Linked DNA regions of Mus musculus: region 1 is linked to region 2. The links are chromatin loops, found by intact Hi-C in ENCODE. Cell type or tissue: heart. All regions are shown on one strand. Region 1 overlaps Grk1 (G protein-coupled receptor kinase 1). Region 2 has its middle 33 kb from the start of 1700029H14Rik.

Region 1 (2,500 bases), 120 kb before region 2:
TTGGCCAGTAGAGGGCGCCATTGCTTGCCTAATCTTTACCTTCCTGAGCTTACTGAGATGCAGTGGCAACCCTACCTCGTAAATCCTTTGCCTGGGACCACAGTGTAAATCCTGACCGCAGTGTAGGCTCTGGAAATGCTGAGTTAGGGTGCAAACTAGAAGCTTGCATTCCAGGAGACAATGAGACAAGAAACACACTTGCTCCCTCATCCAGTGACCCATGGGTGCTGGCTCTGGAACAACAATATTCTTTGTAAAAACCCAAAACATGAAGGCAAAGGGTGGCATGGTCAGAGTATAGTCTGACACTACCGGGGGTGGCACTGGGTGGACACTGGTGGCATCCTGAAGTGGAGAGGTGGTGCGCGTGGCTCCGGAAAGGGATGCTGGACAATTCACCTTCCAGAAGGGCTAGGAGTGCAGGAGCAATTCCATGGCCTGTTACATGGGGCGGAGAAGCCAACAGAATGGGCGGGAGGAGATGGTCTATACACTGGGTTGCAGACGCTGGGTACTAATATGTGTGGTGGGTTGTAAGGGGTTGAGATTTTCATGAAAATGGTCTGGTTGTGAGCAGGCAGCTAGGAGGACCAGGGAGGCCACGCTTGTGGAGAAGGCCACACAGTGGCTATGCTATCAGGTGCTGTTCTTTGAGTGCATTCAGCTATAGCTTCACTGTAGGTAATAAAAGAAGGTTCAAGGAACAAAGTGACTGAGGACAGCATAGGACTGTGACCCCATCACCCGTGTTCCTCAGGCTTTGGCCACAGCGCCTGGGTCACTGGGCTCACTCTGGATTACAGGACACAGAGCTCACGTCTGTATCCTTATAAGAGGAGAGTGAGAAGGTCCCAGCAGCATCTGTCACGTTCGTCTAACCCAGGAGTCACACACAGCATAAGCACACTGTCCTGAATCTGAGTGGAGGCTTCATATCCCACATTAGTGAGATTCCTGACCCCGGCAATTCTGCTCCTAGGAATCTTTGGCTAGGCTGGAAGACGTTTTTGGTTGTTAGCACTGTGGGCATCCAGTGGGTAGTGGCCAGGGTAATGCTCAATGTCCTGAAATGACAACAAAGAGGTTTTTGGCCTCCAAGTCACTGGTGGGGAGACCACTCACTCCCCTGGGGGTAGGGTATCACTAGAGCCTCAGTAGGGCTGTGAGTACTGGGTAGGAGCCACGCTGTGGGAAAGCAGGTGCATCTATGAACCTACATATGTTCGTGGCGGCAGGTTTCATGGCCCCTGAGCTCCTGCGAGGTGAAGAATACGACTTCTCTGTGGACTACTTTGCCCTGGGGGTCACATTGTACGAGATGATCGCAGCCAGAGGACCCTTCCGAGCCCGAGGAGAGAAGGTAGGTGCCGTCTGGCAGGAACCCCTGAAAGGGTCCATTCTGGGGCAGACATGGATGGGTTGGGTTGTGCCAAGGACTATATAAGGAGCACAGGCTCTGGGTTCCTGGTCCTGCAGGATATTCTGTCCCAAAGCCTGCCTGTTCTTGAGACCTGAGAGTAGAGCTGTTGGAAGATTCTAACTGTCTTTGCACACCACGGCCAGCAGGTGGCAGAGCAAACATGCTCTAGCTGAGACTGGACCTCTCTCCCTGGTTTGACAGTGGCTTCTATCATTAGGTCCTTTTGGTGCTGACTTCACAAGGAGGCCACTGCCGGGTCCCTAGCTAGCAGTGGCCACCAGGACATTGCTCTTGGGGCCTCGGACAACCACCCTATATAGTTTCTCTGCTCTTCATTTCTGTTTACACACAGAGGTTGGTCTGGGCCAGAAGCTATTTTATGTCCCAGTAGGGACAGTGTCCACCTACTTGTGGCTACCTTGACCTCGCCTGAGCTTACAGCTCTATGTTGTCATGTGATCCTGGCCAAACGTGGAGAAGTGTCTGAGTCTCACAGGCCTCCACAGTGACAGACCTTAGTTAGGCCTGTGTGCGTGAACATTCGTTCAGGTTCCACATGCTGCGTTTGTTCTGCCTGTGCCTGCCAGAGAGATGATGAGCACCGGCTTTGCTATGGGGGATGCCTGGGGAGCAAGCCACACTGTCTTCGTCATACACTTTAGGTGTGGGGAGCTTTGTTTAGGAGACTCCACCAAAGCTGACCAGAAGTAAGGCAAGCCTATTTCTTAGGCTTCTCATGGTTTTGTAACACCATGCTCAGTCAAGCTCTCAGGCAACAACGTTCGCTTCTGGTCATAGTCTGTGCAGTGGCTGTCCAGCTGTGTAAACATGTGGATAAGTCAACCGGCACCACCCTTTAAAACAGCTGGAGAGTGTGGCTGGAGACTTCACTTTTTGACTTTGTTTCTCCGTCCTGAGATGGGAGCCTTTCAAAGCCAAGCCACCTGGGAGGGGCCCACCGGATGACATTGGCCACGCCCACCGGTCACGCCCACTGCCCACACCCACCCCAGTGAGGGTGAGCACCAAGTCCTAAGGCTTGAGGCTTGGCCAGGGCTCAAGTGAAGTGGTGCATTTACC
Region 2 (2,500 bases):
CTGTCCATCTGTCTGTCTGTCTGTCTGTCTCTTCCTGCTGCCTGTAGACCCAGCTCTTTCTCCAGCACCATGTCTGCCTGCATGCCATATGCTACCCACCATGACGATAATGGACTGACCCTCTGAAACCATAAGCCAAGCCCAATGGAACGCTTTATAAGAGTTGCCTTGGTCATGGTGTCTCTTCACAGCAATAGAACAGTGGCTGGGACAGAAGTCCGGTCCATAGACATAGAAGAAGGGTAATAATTGCCAGGGAAGTGAACGGAGGCTGCATACTTGTGAGACATGTGGCGCCTTTCTGGAGTGATGAAAATGTTTTGAAACTCTAGGAAGGATGTGGTGGTGCTTCGAGGTGCCCTTGTAGAAGGATGCTAGGCAACACGACTGTCACCTCAGTACTAGTAAGTACTGGGAAATCAGGGTGTTTAATGAGTGACTACTGCAGATAAAAGTCACCGAGACAGCCAGTGGCTCTCCAGCCCCCGATGTGTGTGCTCTTGTTCTTTTCTATGGAGGGGATCTTATGACTGCCAGAGAAGTGTAGCAGCTCACCCTTCCCATTCATCCCAGACACTCTGCAAGGAGCCCACGTCTCAGAGCCTTCAGCCTTCCTGTTTGCCTCTACTGCAAAATGATGCTTGCGGGGAGAAAAAAATCCATAGCTCCACTTGCTGGCAGAGGAGAGTACCACCCTGGTGGGCCTTACACTGCAAGAAAACATCAATTCTTGGAAGGGACCCTTGGTTTCTGCACTGAGGCTGGAATAGTGCAATCTTTTTGTCACTGAGCCCTCAGTGGGACAACGGCTGGACATCTCGCTTTGGGCACACTGTGTGGCTGTCCCACAACACTGACATTACAAGTACCTCACTCACTCGGCCCCTCCTCCTGCCCTGTCAAGGCCTGTGGGTCTTCCTCAGAGATCTATCCCTCACTTCATGGTTGCTGCTTCACTGCAGAGACCTCCTATCCCCAGTCTGCCCAGTGTTTCCCTATCACTGGGTGGATGGCCTGAGCCATCCACATGCCCCCTGCTTCAGGATAGTTGAGCTGCATAGTTCATAATCATGACTCAGGGATTGTTGTATCTAAATCTGACAGAGTTCGCAGCTCCTCGGCCAGGTGCAGATCACCTCACTAGCGGCTTGGGGGCAGTCTACCTCACAGTGCAGACTCACTAGGTCCCCTCTGTACTTTCCCACTGTAGACCTCCAGCTTTTTGAGACCCCAGGACCCCTTCCAGTTGAGCACACATGCTCCTATCCCTAACAAGGGCCGTCTGTCCACGTGAGTGATACAAACTTGGGCCCATTTCTGCTGGTGAAGGAATGTGCCACAGACTCAGCGGTGGCCCACAAAGCCCAGGGAGATTCCTGGAAGAGAAACTCTGTGTTCCTCCAGATTTAGAGACATGTGTAGCCAGGGTGTTTAAAAGGAAAGTGGAATTTTTGTTTTTCCTTGGAAGTGACGGTTATTTATCTTGTCAATTCCAGAACACGTGAGGCACGGGGTTCTGGTCTGACTGCCTCCAAGTCTGAGATTCTGTTGTCTGGGAAGACAACTGCATTCCTGAGATGTGGGGCTGTCAAGAGGGCTGTTTTAATGGGCTCTGTGGAGGCCCTGTGGCCAGGAAGAATGTTCTTGTGGGTACAGCCTGGTCTGCCAGAGGAGTGGGCTGGACCCGCTCACACTGGGACCTCAGCCCCGCACAGGGGAGAAGCTTCACCCGTGGTCTCATCCACTCATAGCCTAGCTGGAGCCTTCCTGGACCCTGAATGTGAGCCAGCTCGTGGATGGACAGAGGGAAGTGGAGCTCGGGCGTCAGGGAGACGTAACCTGAGCCTGAGAGGAGGCGAGGCCTCAGCACTCCTTGGACAGCAGCTGGCCCAGCATCTACAGAGCCAGTTCTCCACACACCTGGGTGGCTTCACCAAGGCTGGGAGAAGTGAGCCCACGGCAGGCACCTATAGGCTAGAAGTCTCCCTATCCATGGACATGAAAAGTGCTCTCAGGTCATGTGCAAACACTTTTGTGTTCCTGGCATGGGGGAACCGTTCTCTTTGTTCTGTTTCTTGCAGGCGGCTTTGTCCCTTTCCAAGGGTTTCACACTCTCAGTGCCCACGAGGGCCTGTCTCCAATCTTGTTGACACTGGTTGTGTTGACATCAAGTGCTCTGTTCTGGTCACTGTGTCCCTCTGCCTGGCCCAGCGTGGGGCCTACTGTGCTCTTGGTTAGGCAGAGACTCAGAGCTAAGGCTTCGGAGGCTGGGATTTAAGCCAAGGCTGGAGGGAGCCAAGCCCTGAATATCCTCGCCAGAATCCACAGGATCCAACTACCAGGCACCCAGCCAAGAGAGGGGTTATATCTGCCACAGACTTGAGGAGAAGCTCCTGTCCCACACATGGAGCCCCTGAAGCCACCCTCTGTCCTGTCCTCTATCGCCTCAGATGCTGAGGGTAATGAGAAGTGAGGACCTTAAGGTCCTGGGTGTCTGATT

What was found. Peaks named below come from ENCODE experiments on the same cell type or tissue, not always from the same donor. Only the 100,000 strongest peaks of a DNase experiment are listed, where the experiment ranks them.
Region 1: a loop joins it to region 2, with 2.7 times the contacts of the local background. A loop is called at or near these places in 12 of 42 quality-filtered maps.

Annotation. Positions count from the first base shown.
Region 1 is chr8:13,411,814-13,414,313 of GRCm38, forward strand. Grk1 (G protein-coupled receptor kinase 1) reads left to right here. Exons shown (of 7, transcript NM_011881.3): 5 at 1,236-1,360. Among named protein-coding and RNA genes, the nearest start is that of Grk1, 8.0 kb to the left of the region's middle. In heart, a CTCF peak has its summit at 1,550 (motif pointing right); a DNase peak (open chromatin) is centred at 2,348; H3K27me3 peaks cover 1,182 bases.
Region 2 is chr8:13,527,862-13,530,361 of GRCm38, forward strand. No RefSeq gene overlaps it. Among named protein-coding and RNA genes, the nearest start is that of 1700029H14Rik, 33 kb to the right of the region's middle. In heart, a CTCF peak has its summit at 1,143; DNase peaks (open chromatin) are centred at 1,350, 1,680 and 2,270; H3K27ac peaks cover 820 bases.